2 separate regions of the Mus musculus genome follow, and region 1 is linked to region 2. Evidence: chromatin loops called from intact Hi-C (ENCODE). Cell type or tissue: left cerebral cortex. All regions are shown on one strand. Each heading gives the region's core, and the rest is flanking DNA. Links, peaks and the distances in the headings are about the cores only.

Evidence for each region. Hi-C counts contacts between places; a loop is a spot of excess contacts. Peaks named below come from ENCODE experiments on the same cell type or tissue, not always from the same donor. Only the 100,000 strongest peaks of a DNase experiment are listed, where the experiment ranks them.
Region 1: a loop joins it to region 2, with 2.3 times the contacts of the local background. A loop is called at or near these places in 3 of 42 quality-filtered maps.

Annotation. Positions count from the first base shown.
Region 1 is chr2:149,827,535-149,835,866 of GRCm38, forward strand. It overlaps Syndig1 (synapse differentiation inducing 1), which reads left to right and starts at 3,249. Exons shown (of 4, transcript NM_001085521.2): 1 at 3,249-3,391. In left cerebral cortex, for the core only: CTCF peaks have their summits at 4,300 and 4,503; DNase peaks (open chromatin) are centred at 2,192, 2,556, 2,865, 3,308 and 6 more places; H3K4me3 peaks cover 3,169 bases; H3K27ac peaks cover 2,820 bases.
Region 2 is chr2:149,926,814-149,935,145 of GRCm38, forward strand. Syndig1 (synapse differentiation inducing 1) reads left to right here. Exons shown (of 4, transcript NM_001085521.2): 3 at 4,092-4,229. Among named protein-coding and RNA genes, the nearest start is that of Syndig1, 100 kb to the left of the region's middle. In left cerebral cortex, for the core only: no CTCF peak of the experiment used is centred there; DNase peaks (open chromatin) are centred at 817, 3,372 and 6,791.

The DNA of each region.
Region 1 (8,332 bases), core at 181-8,180, 99 kb before region 2:
AATCCGTGTCACCTTGTCTCTGACATGGATACTCTAATTTAGGAGTTAGAATTTTCCCCCTTTGTGTTTGGTAGCAATTCATGTCCCATGTACAGGTTGGCTACCATGTTTATTAACATGATTTATTAATTAACGTGATTTATTAAGGTGATTTATCAGCTACTGGAAAGGCTATCTTTCTACTCTCCAAGTTAATAAGATTTGACTTTAACCAGACAGCCCAACCTTTTGATTCTTAAATCTCCTAAACTCAAGACAAACAACTTAATAACAGATCTTGGAGGGAGAGAAGCAACAGCAAACAAACAAAGCCCTAATTATTGTCATAGCTTTATAATTGGTTGCAATCTTATTTTATCTGCCTTGGTATTTTGATCAACTAGAGAAGGTTAAACATTTCTATTAAAGATGATTTTTGGATGAGAGCTGTTGACACCTAAACACATGGCACAAATCATCCTGATACTTTTAATAATCTTCAATTTTAGAGCTTTTTAGTTAAATACACACTTAGAAGTGGTTTCTATCTAACAAGAAACCAACAACAAAACTCTTAAATCTGTATTCTCCTTATCACGTCCCCTATCTCTGCTATCCAAAGGCTTGACAGCTTGTTCAGCACCTGAGTGACAGTTCCTCACAACACAGGAACTGGCCCCACTCACCTCACAAATCTCTGAGAATTCTGTAATCTCCTCTAAGAGATAAGCATTGTTGAGAAGGTTAGCCAATTTCCTGGAGATTAGCAATTTCTGTGGTGTCCTGTTGTAGCCTGATACATGACAACTCTTCACTGATTTTCTTGAAAACCTTTATTTCACTGCTATATTTTATCAAAATCGCTACAATCACATTCTGAACCACTATGACTTTGCATGTAGGAAAAACTGGCTCACATGTGTGCTGTATTCCAGATTAACTGAGGTATTCTATCCTCTAACAGTAATAGATGAGATCCCTCTTAATACATGATTCTCAACTAGGAAGTGTAAATTTCTTTTAAAACACAATAAAAATCCCAGCTTCAACTGAGAGGCGAACATCCAGTCTACAATTAGAAAGTAACATATTAAGTGGCAAAGTGGATAATGTAGATTAAGAAAAATAAGTCTTTGACATTATCTCAGAAATTCAAACACGCACACCACACACACAGAAACACACATACTATCTATCTATCTATCTATCTATCTATCTATCTATCTATCTATCTATCTACCTACCTATCCAGACAACCAAAGGCTGGAAAATGCTGTCCATCTGTGAATAAATGCCTGTGTTCCTATGCAGACCCAGTAAATCATCCATGGAAAATTTTCGCAATATCTAACACATAGAGGCAGGTCACAGGGACTCAACCCTGGAGGCCATTGTTCTATTTGGAGGTAACACAGAGACAGTTGGGATCCATGGTGAGTCTTAACCCTACATTTGACAAGTTACCTGACTGCAATTTTGGGGGGAAAACTCGCTTTAAAATTCTAGCAGTTGTAAACCAAGCAGATGCTCTGGCAAACCCAAGTGAACCTCTAAGGCAACCTAAAGGCTGACTACCAAGATAGCTTGGCTTAGACACAGAGAATGAATTATAGTTGTAGGTGACCCCGGCAGTTTGGGAGACAAGACTCTCTCAGCCTTTCAAGTCTCCATCTCTTCAATAGACAAACAGCAGTGTTGATTCTGCATCCTGCATGGCTCTAACAATGGATGCTCAGCCTAGCAGTTCACAGGAGAGCAGAGAATGTTCTGTTCAGGAAGGAACCAGAGACCATAAGCTGTTTTACAGAGAGAGGTAAGGCTGACAGTTTCTGTTAATTTAAGAGATACTAAATGGGGGATACTCACAATGTCCTTTTCAGGCTGTCCCAGATAAAAGAGCTGCCTGGAGCTCAGAGCAACCAGTAGAAGAAAGCCAGGTGCCTAGCTGCTGCAGAAGTTGAGAATGAGTGTGATATTTAGATGTAAAGAAGACGTTCAGATGAACCCAAGCAAGGAGCTTCTCTGAACACACCTGGGTCCACTAATCAGCTCAACCTCCTTCCTAAGCCATCCAAATCTGATTTTTTTGTTTTCTATGTACAGCTAAAGGTCCCCAGAAGCCAAGTGCTGCACAGGGCTCCCAGGCAGGATTTGAGCTACCTCCAACTCTGACACTCCAAATTCTACTTGGCTAGATGCGGCAGTTTCTGGGGGCAAAATCTTGGTTTTGAGGCAAGGGGCAGGAATCTATACAAGATAGCTATAGATCCAAGGAACCACTAGGGAATTAGCAATGTTGACTCCCCAGGGAGAAAAAGTTTGGGTTTGGGAGAGCTGAAGCAAGGTGAATTTTCCCTTGTTTTGAAAGGGGGTCATTCAGATAAGACAACTTTTGATCCTCTTTTTGGCGAATTTTCTAATTCCTTCTCTATAAAATCTGTAAGGAAAACACGCCCACTCGAGCATGATTTTCCCCAACGTTTGAAATGTAGATTGTCTTCGTAGGCGGCTCTACTAGGGCTCTCCTCGACCTACTCCAAGCCACCACTCTGCCCCACCCCCAAGGCGTCGTCGGCCCAGTTTCCTTCCACAGCAACTACCATGGGGCCACCCGCAGTGCACCTACAATGGTGTTGGTCCGAGCTACAGGCTTGAGTCCCAGAGTACCGATTTCAGGCTGGTCTCTGTCTTTATTCCTTCTGCTGGTCAGGACGTGGGTCTTTCTCTGAACCTACAGTGTCCAGAGAAACCTTCTGAACCTCAAGTCGACCTGGAGCCTGGGAGGTCTTTTAGGACCAAGGGAAGCCACCGTTTCCACAGTCGGCGGCTAATTCTTGTCCTCCTAGTTCCCAGTGGCAGTCCCCCTTCCCCCATCTCAGTCGCCCCAACGTTTCCAGACACTAGCCCCCGGCCACCCGCCAGCCGCTATCACTGGCGAGGGCACAGCTAGCCTGGAGCAAAGTTAGTGGCCACCTTCGTGTGCTGCCGCTCTCTCTCCCCCTCCTCTTCCTCACGGCCACCTTCTCCCGGGGACCGCGGCCGCATACTCTTGCACACAAGTCGCCAGGCTCCGCGAGACCAAAGAGTGGAACGGCACATCCCGGGTCACCCCTAGTTCAGCCCGCGCCCTTTGTGCTCCTAGGGGCCAAGAGGACCGGGTTCTGGAAGGGTGGCGCCGCAGCCCTGTGTTCGGCTCTCGGGAACTGTGTGCTCGGGGCAGCCCAGGGCGCTGGCAGTGATCCAAGGAGGGGAGCGGCGGGGGAAGCTGCGCGCAGGGGAGGGCAGAGGCGGAGAGCCACGAGCCCAGAAGCAGAGGCGGGCTCCGCACCGCCCCGCGCCCCTCACGCTTCCCGGCTCTCGAGACGCGCGGGCGGCCGCCTGGGCGCACCAGCCGGGTCACCTTGTCCCGGAGGTAAGTCCCGAGCACCAGAGCTGCGCGGGAGGACCCCGGGCCACCGGAGTGGGCGGGTGTGGCGGGCGCGAGAGGATGCCCTGGCGCAGGCGGGTGTCCTGCTCCGCCTCGCAGCGCGCAGACCAGGCGGCGGTGATGGTGTGCCGGCCGCGGTAAGTCCTGAAGGGTCGCAGTGGCCGGACTAGGGAGACACAGTGTCGCCCCGAGAGAGGGGAGATGGCGCCTGACGGGGAAGATGCAGAGAGGACAGGAACTGGTAATACCGGCCCAGGGTGCGACTTGGCGCCTTGCCACCTTGGGTACCCAGGCGGCGTGAAGGGGCTGCTGTGCGACGTCGGTTAGAGCTAGTGCGTCTGTGTCTTGAGTTCGGCAAAGCCAGGCTGCTGGGGGCCAGGCCGGTGTACTGGAACACCTAGATGATACCGACCAGTCCCTGGAGCTACCTAGCTGAGTCCAAGAGGGGCTGGCGAGAAAGGCATCCGCGGAGGTGGCAGTCAGTGAGGTCCACATGGGACAGGAAAGCAAAGGGCCGAGGGGAAAGAGAATGTAGAGTTCCAGAGCATCAGGATTGGGGTGGGTGGGTGCACAATCGGTTACCTGAGCGGAAGACCGGACTTCTAGAACCCTTCACCTCCATCCAAAACGAGACCGGTTTTTATGAGCTGTCCGGTCCCTGGCAGCGCGACAGTCTGCAGCCTCGGAGCCGCCAGTCCTGGCGCCGAGATGGGCGCAAGCAGATGCGATTAAAGGGTTCAGATTCTAATTTTGTTGTCTCTGGGCGTGATTTCTACACTTCATTCGTGTCCTCTCTGTAAATACTGGAGAGAGTGGAGCATCCATGGAGTTGGACACTTTTCTTAAGAAAGAAGGGCTTTGGGCATGTGCCTGTTTTGTTGGACCCTAGCGGTGTGGTGGAGGAACCTTCAGTTGAGCTTTGGGCAAGTAGGATAAGGGTTGGTTGGCTTTACTAAAGGACCACAAGAAGGGGTCTTCTGGTATTCCTCATTTTCTGTGGGGTGTTCTGCTAGCAGAAGCGCAGGCACACGGTGCCTCAGACTTAAGGTGCGCACCACACTCCTGCGGTGTTTGATGTGGAGGTGGCGCCTCTGCGCTGCGGGCAAGAACTGGGTTGCCTGTGTCTTTCATAGTCTCACCAGGGTTTTTGGTGCAGCAAACAGTGGTCTCAGTTTAGCTGTTTGGGGGACGTAGGGGTCTGACAAATACCTAGGGGCTGTTTTTCTGTTTAGAATCAGGCAGCGGGACATGCATCTCTAGGGCCCTCTTCTGCAGAGCCGCGAGGTGGTAACCATCAGGCTGCGAACTGCGCAGACCTGCAGCTTGAGCGGTGTGGGGGATGGAGGGGGGGACGGTGCAGGGGGTAACAACCTCCTAACATATCTCAGAGCCTGTGGATTTTTCTTTGTCAAGGTGTCTGCAGCTTGGGTGTTTGCAGAGAAGTGGTTTCAAAGAGGGGAAAGGGGGTCCTGATAAAAGTGTCTGTAGCCTGGTGTCTGTTTGGAGGAGGGGAGAAGCTGAGGGGAATTTTCAGAGAAGTTGCTCATGCCTTTGACCGCCGTTTCGAAGTTTTAGACCACAGGTGCGGGGCCTGTGGATGTGTGAGAAAGCATCTTTCTTTCCTCTTTGCTTCCTTCTCTCGCACCTAGGAACACTTTAGCCTTTTGCTGGGACAAGCTTGTCTCTGTAAGTGATCAGATGCCCTTCTCACCCTGCCCCCACTGCCTGCCCCTGCAGAGAGGACTCATAGTAAATTAGCTGCCCCTTTTCAGTGAGAGAGGGTACTGTGGTACCAGGGAAGAGGGAGCAGGAAGGAAGCACTTCAAACTTTCCTATTACAGAAATCTTCAATGATATGGAAAGGTAGAGAGATGCCCTTGGCCTTGGCCGCCTCCTCCTTGTTTCTCAGAGTCCTGGAGGCCTTGTTTGGGAAAGACTTCAAAATCTATTCCCAAAAGGATGACTGAGGGGAGGAATATTCGGTGATTCCACATTATACAAATAAATCATAGCATCATTTGGTGTCTGTAAGCCTATACAATTATGAATGTATGAATGTATCCAACAAAGCAAATGTATTGGTTAAAATAATAAATTATATTGCTGTTAAATTGTATTTTTAAAATGAGCTAGAAAAGTAATATGTTTACATACGGGTTTTTCGTGAGTGCTTCATTTTGATTTTAACTTTAAAAAGAAAAAAAATAATTTCTAGCTGACTTTACCTGTCTGCACATGGTCCTGTCTCTGAGAATGATGGCAGTTTATTGCAAGCTGGCCTGGCCATCATAATAATTCGTGTGTGTTTTGTTTCTATGCTGGATTGGATCCCAGGGCCTCACCACAAATGCTAAACATTGCTATACCACTGAGCTACATTCTGGATTCAAAATATGACTGTTACTAATGATCTCAGTAGAGCACAGATGATGTTCATACAAGGAAAGATATTCCTCTCCTCATTTATATCGCAGGGGGGAAAAAAGATAGCCCGCTACTTTTATTGGAAGAACAAGTAGACCATTGCTGGAGGAAAGACAATTACAATTACTGAGGAAAACTGGCCTTTTAAATGTGCTATACCTGTCTACCTGGGGTCTGAGCAAGATTTTAGTTGACTAGTTCCTTCAAGAACAACAAAATAATTTTTTTTAAAAAAATGGTAAAATCTTTAAACCTCAATTTGTAAATTATAAGCAATTAATTTCTTCCTCATTTAACAGTGACCTGGAAGGGCTGCAATGGACTGAACTTGTCCTTCATATTTGCCTCCTCAAATGAGTCTTATTTGCTAGGGAGCAATTGCTTATGTAAATTGTCTGCTGCTGTTGTTGGCAAGGCTCACTGAGAGTGCTGCATGCTCCAGGGGTTCATTAGGAAACCTACGTGGGCATTCCTGTCTCACTTACTGGATCCTAGGAGGCGGTGTGTGTGTGTGTGTGTGTGTGTGTGTGTGTGTGTGTGTGCCATGCCTGCTGGGATTTGGTACCCAGTGTGATTTTAGTACTATAGAGAGGTGTGCCACACCCCAGAGAAGGCTAGGAGAGTTAGCAGGAGGAATGCCTTCCCTTGCAGAGCCCCTTAGTGTACCTCTAAATTTTCTTTGAGATAAAAGCTATTCCTAAAAAAAAATGTCAGTGGTGTTCCTAGAGTTGGGTAGACTTTGAAATACCTTTATGAAGAGCACTGTACAAAGGGATCCTTAGTTATCCTTTTGTTAAGTGAGCACTTTCATCATGTCCTCTCATATAAAACTTTGGTAATTTTGTTTTATGCCAGTGCAGGCCTGTACATCTCCCTTTGTTCTTTTCTAGTCCCCCTGCCTGTTGGAGAATGCAGATCCCTAGGCATAGACTGGCACAGTATTGCAACCTGTGGTTTGAACAGATACCACATTTTTAGAAACACTATGGGAAGGAAGGATAGGGTGTCTACTTGTCAGAATCAGCTGGTAGGAGCAAATGAGGTTACATAGAAATGTTACATGGGGCTGTTTTGCATAAATGTGCTCATGTGAGATGTTTTGAGGGGTATAGCCTATGATCTATTTACACTGTACTGGGGACATTGAGACACAATGTTAAAAAGGTGACAATATTCCAACCATTGAAGGCAGGCTGACTAGATTCTTACTCATACTTCCAGAATTGCAATAATGAAGACCAGCTGGTAGTTTTAGATATGATTCTTTTTTAAAGCATTCTCTGTGCAAGATTCTTGCATGTTTCCAATTATTGCTGAGTTTAAAAATCTGTCTTAAAGGTGGTCACGAGCAACTGAGCATCACTTTGTAGCCCAGTTCCTTGGTCATTGTTTCTTACAACCAGATTGTGTGCTAGGGGCAAAAGGAAGAGGGGTAGCTCTTCCCTTTCCTGGCTGCCACTCTCTCCCTGTAGAACTTTCAGGAAGACCCGTGGAAAGGTCATTGTTCCAAACTTTGGGCTTCACTGCAGGTGCTTTGAACTACCTTAGAAAAATCTCTTCACTTTTATGAGATTCTGTGGCTTTCACCCCCATTTTTCTCAGGATTTTGAAAACAGAATCCTTACAATGGTCACTGTTTGATAAAGGAAAGAAGCTGCAGGTAATGGATGTGTTTGAGTCTTGTCTTCGTGTCCTACTGCTGTGAAGAGACACCATGACCATGACAACTCTTAATAAAGCATTTTACTGGGGCTTGCTTACACTTTCAGAGGTTTTGTCCCTTATTAGGATAGCAAGAAGCATGGCCGTATGCAGACATGGTGCTAGAGCAGACCCTCAGGCAGCAGGAAGGAACATTCTTACAACTTGGGCCTGGCTTGACCTTCTACAACCTCAAAACCTGTCCCCCAATGACATACTTCCTTCAACAAGGCCACACCTACTAATCCTTTCAAATTTCAGCACTCCCTAAGCATTCAAATATAAGAGCCTATCAAAGCCATTCTTATTCAAACCACCATAAGTCTTAACTGAAGGTTTCCTTGTGGATGCTTATATAGTCACTGGCTAGCTGAGAAAACAGAATGGGCTTCTCCTTCCTGTATCTGAATCTTAAAACTGTTGGTTGGCCGGAGTCTCAGGAGGACAGTGTACACACCTCAGTGAGGGCAGACCAGCTCTCCCATAGGAATATGTGAGACACACGTCAGCAGTCCTATCTGCTAACAATTTCCAGAGACCATGGAGGAGAGCCACATGAGCAATAGCATCTAACCTAACTAAAAGTGGATTCCTGACACATTGTAAGTTAAGCCCCCATAAAGGAAATTTTTAACAGAAGCCAGCCACCATGTGGGACACATGGTGATTTATGTTATGTATGTCTCAAAGTCTAAATTATCTTAAGCTTCCAGGTGACAAAGAATCTATTCAATTGCTGAAAATAAAGTAAAACAAGTTACTAAAGTAAAACAACAAACGGATGTGGGGATTCAAAGAATG
Region 2 (8,332 bases), core at 208-8,207:
ACTGCAGAGAATTTCTGGATAGGTCAAGATTCTTCCAAGGAAGATTAAGACAGTATGTCAAGTTTTGGGGCATCTCTGATGAGGAGTGATATTTTGGGGAAGAATCCCCTTATAAATTAAGGAAATGAGCTCTGTGTGTTCGTGGGAGAAATGTTCTGATAGACACTGAATACTGTGCCTTCTGTATAATGAGTGGAATGTGGAGTGAGACCCAGGAATCAGCTGCTGGTTGTGTTTAATGCTAAGTGGTTCAAGTTTATATAGGTTTATGTGGCTAGCAGCTGCTGGCTCAGTATAATGAACCCACTCAGAGTTCATTTTAGGGCCAAGTGGTTACCTTCCTGCCCAGATGGCCAGGTGGAGGAAGGAGCATGACTCCAGGTCCCCACACTTGTAATGACACCTGGAAGAAGTCCAAGAGACAGGGATGAGTCACACTTTGCCCCCTAGAAACAACCCACAGTGCTTGCTCACATTACTACAATGAGTGTGGAGTTGAATAAAGATCAACACAAGGATTGACCTTGTAACTATTTAGCAATGAAAAAAATGAGAATGGAGACCCATCAGCCCAATGAGGAGATATGCCAGTCAGGGGATCAACCAATCAGCATGCACAGGTTGCAGGGCCAGCAACCTCTCCCTTGATTCCTGTAGCTCACAAGGAGAGACCTCATGAGTCCTGGACTTTCGTGTTTCCCATTGCTGCAGACATTCCCAGACAGTACCCTAGGAAGGGGATTTAAAAGAGAGCTGCCCTACAAGGCACATGTGTTCTGTGTGGGTGATGCATTGTATTTCATTCCCTTGGGTGAAGGAAACTGCACATCTCTTGGTCTGGCTGCATCTTCTCTCCTCCCTATTTGGTGGCTCGATGCCCATGGCCATTTAAACCTATGAGGATCCTACAGATGGAAGAGCAAAGGAAGCATTACAAGCCAGGATGTTCTTATTTTCTCTGTGATTTCTCTTGAAATTTGAAAATCCATTTTAACCATACTGATTAATTATTTTAGCGTCATGCAAGAACAACTCTGTAACTTCAGTATGTGGTTCAGTTAAGAATCCGAAAAATTCTTATCCTGAAGCCCATTTCTTTACTGCATAGGGACAGTGCTGTAATACTACAGAGACAGGTAAAGCCAGGGACTACAGTGCTAGTATGCTTGAGTGTAATTGAGCAGCAGAGCTCAGCCTTGACTGTCTGGGAAATTTTCAGTACCTATTTGTCCACTGCCACGCCTCCACAGCCATCTTGGAACATAGCAATTAATAAGCAAGGTCATCAGAGTCCCTGTGGCCAAAGGCAAGGAATATATAGACATAGCTGAAACAAAACAGTTTTATGTGCAGTTGGCTATGAGTTCAAATGCAGCACAAGCCTGGAATGAACAGAGGGGCTGACTGAACAGTGCTGTCATTTGTCAAGGGTGTCAACCTTCCTCAGCCTCTCATTTATTTGTGCGCTGTAAAATGGAAATGGCAATAACAGTTGAATGATTTCTAGAGTTGCCATGGGACACAGTGACCTCAGTAGCACAAAATTCTTTGGAAATTAAACACCAGAACCTCAAATCACAAAAGCTAAGAATCTATACAAACGTACAAATTTGTTGCCCATGAATCAAAACCTCTACCCACATCAGGACAGCTTTGACCTGCAGTTTGAGAAAGCGAAGGCCAGAGGAAAGATCACCTTTGTCCTCTGAGTGTGATCTTAGACCCTGATGCATTTGTCACAGGCTAACCTCTCAGGCACTTCATGCAGAGGTGACCCTCCAGCAGTATAGTTCAACAGTGCAAACTTATGGTCAGGAATCTTTTTTTATGCATTACTAGTTTTCTAGCTCTAGAAGCCCGAGAGGTGACAGGGTTATATGTGGAAAGGTACCATGTAACAGACTGAGTACAGGGCATCCTTCATCCTGATGGGTGATTCCATGCTATGCAGGGTCTGGGCAGTGCAGTCCTGGAATCTTGTATGAATTATGCATCCCTGCTGGCTGTTTTGATTTTCATTTCAGATAGCAATAATGATAGTAATTTTCATTTTCCTTTACTGTTCTGGAGTCCATATGGGGGATTGTGTACAGAATAAAATGAATTGAAATTCCACAGATGTAGTGCTGTGGAAAGAACACTGTATAATTCCAGACACACGGAGCAGAGACTGCACCAAACAGGGGACTCAGGACTGGGCAGAGAAAACTGATCAGCAGGACAGAAGCATGATTGGCAGCTGGCCTTATAGCCTCCAAAGATGACTTTGTGCTCTGGGGAGTGAAACTGGGGGACCCTACCCCTCAGGCCTACCTGTATGTGGTGGAGAGAACTAGACCTGTGTGGACAGTGGGTTACCAGCTTCCATGCAGGACCACCGGAGGACTTCTCTATTTGTTATTTGAGTGAATCCAGTGCTCTTTGCTTGTTTCCTCTATTAACTAAACAGAAATAAAGTTCCCCCACACAATTCCTGACCTCTCAGTACAGTGCTATGCTTTCTGCCTCATAGCTAGGATTTCCAACAGTTTTGTGAGAAAATATTTTGAATGGAACAATTTTCCTTTTTTCCTATTTATTTATTTATTCATTTTACATGCCGGTTGCTGCCCCTTCCTGCTCCCCTCTCACACAGTCCCTTCCCCTATCTCCCCTTTGTCTCCTCTGAGGGGATGGAGGCCTCCTGGCTATCCCCCTACTCTGACACAACAAGTCTCTTCAAGACTAGGCACATCTTCTCCCAATGAGGCCAGAAAGGCAGCCCACCCAGGGGGATGGATTCCAAAGACAGGGAACAGCTTTAGGGACAGCCTCCACTCCAGTTGCAGGTGAAGAGGACACACGTGAGGATCGAACTGCATATCTGCTACATATGTGCCAGGGAGGGGGTGGGTCTAGGTCCATTGGCATCTGTTTATGAGTGGCTCCAAGCTGCTGTGATAGATGGATAGCCTGGCAAGGCAGGTGTCAAGTGGAACCATCCCATAGCCAAGCTCAATAGTGTATACTCAATGGTCTCCAGCTTGGGGCAGGATATGAATGATAATGATCTCTTTGAAAATGAAATGATCCATTACTGCTTTGTTTTTAGAAACAGTGTCTGCAGCAGTTAGCTAGGGCTCTATCTTTGTGTAAAATAAAAAGTTGGGAATGACAACTTTATGTTTTGATGAGATAAAAATCTACAGTGGGTGGAGCCAGCCAGGGCTGTCCATCTGGGAAGCAAGCATGCACAGGACCTACAAGCTATCGAGGTGGTGGCTCTCCCACTGCTGAGTTCTAGAATCATCCTCCCTGGTATTCCCATCCCACTCACGAATCAAACCACCTCACAGCAGATTCCCAGCAGATTCTCACCAGAGCTTTGAGAATCCCATGTGCCACTGTATCACAGTGAAGGGAGAGCTACATCTATAGGCAGCTTCTCCCAGAACAGCTGTCAGATTGCCGTGAGGGAGGCCGTGCATCTGTGTGGAGCTCGGGCCCTTTATTTCCTGACTCAGATCAGAATCAAAGGAAACTGGAGGGTATCCAGAGACAGCAATTCTTCCTCCATCCACACTATCCTCCCTGGGTCCAGAGTACAAAAGCAAAATGTAGCTAAGGCCTGTCTCCTGGAAGTCCCTCAAGGCCACCATTTTTAATACCCATAAACCCACATCAAGATCCTGAAGATACGTGAAACATGATACTTCTCACTGGCCTCCCAAATAAACTCACTGTAAGTCTAAGATGTCCTAGGTTAGAATGTATTTAATACCTGGAGAAATCTACGATAAACTTTTAAAGATCTGTAATTTGAACCCCGGTGAGCTGGAGGACCATTTGTACCACAATTGTTTTCCATCAGATTTCGCCTGCCATTTAACTGTCTAAGAGCTCTAGCCTGGGAAGGCCTTTGTTCTCCCTGATCTTGGTCAGTTTTTCCGCTGATGCACCATTGCTTGAGGTCTATACTTGCAGATGATCACGATAACATGAACATCAGCAATAGCATCTAAAACAGCAGTCAGGAAGAGCCTGCTTCAGCCTGGTGGCATTTGGCTACTTTTTCACTGATGTCCCTCCTGTCCTTCCCACTGTCTCTGCAGAGTGACTACTCCAGCGACACAGAAAGTGAGGACAACTTCCTCATGATGCCCCCACGGGATCACCTGGGACTCAGCGTCTTCTCCATGCTCTGCTGCTTCTGGCCTTTGGGCATTGCAGCCTTCTACTTGTCCCATGAGGTAAGGCCTCTGTTAGCTGGTTATACAGACTACAGGGAGATGTTCACCCAAGCACACCATCCCCAAGGAAGCTTATCCATTGCCATGAGGGGTGTCTGTATGCAACAAGCTGGAGTACCTCAGAGTGCCAGGCAAGTTTGTTGTTAGGTTGCCTTACCTCCTGGTGACTCAGTTTTGGCCTTGTAGTGGTGGCATTGCCTTCAGAAACAGAACTGATGACCAAAGCAGGCATCCAACCTGCCTGAGGGCAGATGGCCTTTGCAGGCTTGACTTTTAAATGAGACTTGGTGTGTCGCTGTGGGGAAGAACATCTGGACCATATTAGAGATTACATTGTAAACACTGAACCTGGCCAGAAGGGTGAAAATGAGATTTGTTTTCCTTGTTAAAGGCTCATTTTAAAAAAATATTCATATAACAGAGCCTGGTCCCCAGCAGTCCATGTGGACCCGTGCTGAGTGGGAGACCCCAAAGGTACCAATTCCCAGCTCATCTTACTATACTGCACCCCACTGGAATGCAGGCTTTGAAAGAAGTTTTTCTTAGCAAAGAAAGAGACAGCCTTCCTATCCTTATGCATCAAAGAGAGGCATTTATATACACTGGGAAAAGCATGAAATTACCATCACCACCTTCCACTGCCATTGTCCAAAGCAGAACAGGGAGAGAGGCAGCTCCATGTAGCACAGAGTACTAGAGACTCCAGTGCATATGGGGATTCTCCAGGTGGTAGATGACCCCTGAGGATGCCAGGATACCCCTGCTGGCTCATAGAATTCTGAGAGTGAGGCTGTAAACAACTGACATTCTTGAAATAGATTTTTCCTAGTTTGAACATTGCTTTCCTGCCTAAACCTGTAGTTACTTCTAGATGGCTTCTGAATTGATGAATCTTGGATGGCTGTGGCAAGGGAACCCTTGAGTGGCTCTCTCTGCACCACCAACAAAGTAGGAGGCAGAGTACACTGGACAGGGTGTGTATGTGGACGGGTGTAAGGGGCACATATGGAATCAGACAAGGAGGGTGGAACAGGGCACAGTGCCAGTTCTGTGGTGTTCTTTGGTCACATTCTGGAAGATTAGCACTAGGGTGAGTGATCTTGGACCCCTAAGGTCATTGTAAGAGCTTGTTCTAGAGCTAGCCCTAGCCTGGAGGGTCTGTGTATATATTCTCTCTTGTGAATGTGTTCTGTGAATGCAGCAGACCAGGATTTCCAAGTATCAACTTGAGTGGAAATCCAGATCCCTGGGTCCAGGCAGTTGTTAGATGAGTCAGGCTCAGATGACCTTGGCTAACAAGGTTCCAAAGGCATTACTCATACAGTAGTACATGAGGCTTTGGAGAAAGACCTGTTTGAGGTATTCATGGTGAGTCCAGTCTGCTCCTGCCTATAGAAGCAGTACCATAAGTCTGGGGTAGGTAATAAGCCTCACTAATAAAGGGGAGGTCAAGACAATGAAGGGAAAAGAAGCAGCTCGCTCTTTACTCTATAACGGCATTGTGGCTTTGTCTCATGAGCTAAACATGCTATCAACTGCATCCAAACTCTGAATCTTGCACTTCAAATCTGTGACATCACAGACTAGGACGTGGCATATCTGCTCTCCTGGGAGCAGGTGCACAGGCAACAATGAATGAAACCAGAGCTAAGCTTTGACATCACGCTTTGGAATGGGGGTGGTGTTCTTATCTTATGTTTCACTGGCAGAGGTGTCACCTCTTCCCAGGGTACTAGGAACCCTAGATAAATGACATAGGTCTAGGAATGGTGGCCTGTGTGTCCATACCAGAGGCCAGCTTCATCAAACCTGCTACGGATCCCAACCAGATTCCTGGGCTAGTTGAGGCAGGCTCAGATGAGCTTGGCCTCTAAGGTCTCCAAAGGTACTGTCCAGAATGCAGATGAGGGTACATGAGGCTTTGGAGAAAGACTTGGGTTAGGAATCTATGGTGAGTGCCATCTGCTCCCACCTATATAAGACCACCCTGGATGATCTCTGCTTCTTCACATAGTCTGCAGTGAAGCCCTGTCTTCTTCTAGGTAGAACATGTTGTGGCCAAGGAGATTAGAGAATTCAGACTCTCAGTTCACATATTAAGCTGCTCTTTATGTGGTAAGAATCTCTTAGACTTAGAAGGAGTCAAGATGTTTAATACCTTTAGTGGTCAAGATGATTTTATTGTGCACCTTCTGTACCACCAGCTTCTAGTGACCTTTTGATTTTATTTTATTTTATTTTATGTTTTTGGAAGTAAGGCTCACTTCCTTGCACAGGGTGGGGGTAAGTCTGTGCTGGTGGGGAAAGGAGAGAAGGTCCCTGCTCCTCTCCCTCCTCCCCAGCCTCATTTGCACTGTACTTAGATAATGGGTTCACTGCTGTGGAACCCAGAGCTATGCTGCTGTTTCCAGTCTGGTTGGAGTCTCCTTTGCACAGCCTATGTCCCAGTGCTTTTTAGATGGGGCTTCCATGCTGAAACACTTCCCAGAATCTCAGCCCAGCCAGGAGGCTGCTGTGCATTCTGTTTATGCCTCTGCAGCCCAAACTGCAGACAGAAAAGAAATCTCCAGGCCATTTGAGGAGAGCATGCAGCTGCCAAGAGGAGAGTGCGTGGCATGGAAGAGAACAGACACACTCAGAATCAGTCTCTAAATTGAATCAACACTGGCCTGGACATTACCAGCTGGGACTTCTAATCCTGGGGCCTGGAGGGAGAAGCCCAGTGCCTTCTCTGGAGGTTCTTTGCAGATGTTGTCAAGGCCCAGAGTGCTCAGCTGTGGAGCCTCTCCCTCGAGGGGGAGGGGCTGGGGGGGGGGGAAGGGAGCTACAGCCCATCCCAGCTCTATTCTGAAATTATGCTCCCCTAGGCTGTGGCACTGCTTAAAAGATATCTTTGACATTCTGTGCGACTTTAGTTGTTTGTTGTGGTTTCTTTTCCTTTCTCACAAAAAACTATCTCAGTATCCACTAGCAAGTCAACTGTGCCTATCAACTGTCAAAGCAACAACTCAGTGAGATTATAGAAATACACAGGACTTCAGGGAAGCTAAGCAAAGATGGGAGTTGGGGGAGATTAAATCAGAGGTGAAAAGAACGGATGGCTGGCCTGGTCCTACAAACTTGGGCTTTTGGGGTTCTGCCTTCTTCTAGGCAGAGCCCTCTTTTATGGATAATCCCTCCATGCCTGTTTCCTGATCCACAGCATGACATCAAAATAATTTCCACACCCACATTTTCCCAGAGGGAGCACATACAGAAAGCACAATGGTACCCTGCTGGGGTTGGGAGGTTCAGGATATAGAGTCTGACAGGGATGCCTGTCCTTGACGCTCTGATCTGTAACAAAGGACTCGATATAGAAGCAGAGTGAGGGCCAGCAAGTGTAGCTTTCAGCTCACGTCATTTTCATGGTGTGATCTGCTCCCTAATGAGAGCCAGTTCTATAAACCAGTTTATAGAGAAAGGTATGGGCTGTGCAGATCAAATTAGAAACTCGTGTTTCCAATCTAGGTTGAGAGGAGACATAATCTCCACATTTTGCTGAGTGTCTGCTGTAAGACAGTTAATGCACACACTTTATCTTCTTTAATCCCTCCAATAAGTCTAAAACTAAAAAAAGTTAATATCTTCATTGAAATGGAAAAGAACGTTTCAAGGTTTCAAACAACTTCCAGATCTCATAAAGGCAGAAAGCACAGAGGTATGTGGGGTCAAATACTGGGCACTTCTAGCCTTTAAAATGGATCCTGCTGCATGAACCCCAGCCTCCACCACAACAGGGGATTTGTGACCCTCGTTTCCATGAGATCACTTGGATGTTCACACTGAATGCTGAAGGAATCAGCCAGTAAACTTGTTTTTATCTGAGTTCAAGCACACTCCTAAGACCACAGGACTACCTCCTCAATCCCTTGCCCCCACACCCCACTTGAAGAATGTGTGCCACAGGGATCCCAGGAGGGAAATGGTAGTATTTGACTTTGTGGCCCTACACTCTGTCCCCTGCAACAGATGGTGTCCTGAAACTGTAGTTGGACACATTCCCAGGGGGCTTTGGGTCTGGATCTACGTCACAGTCCCTGGGTTTGCATGAGTACAGTGAC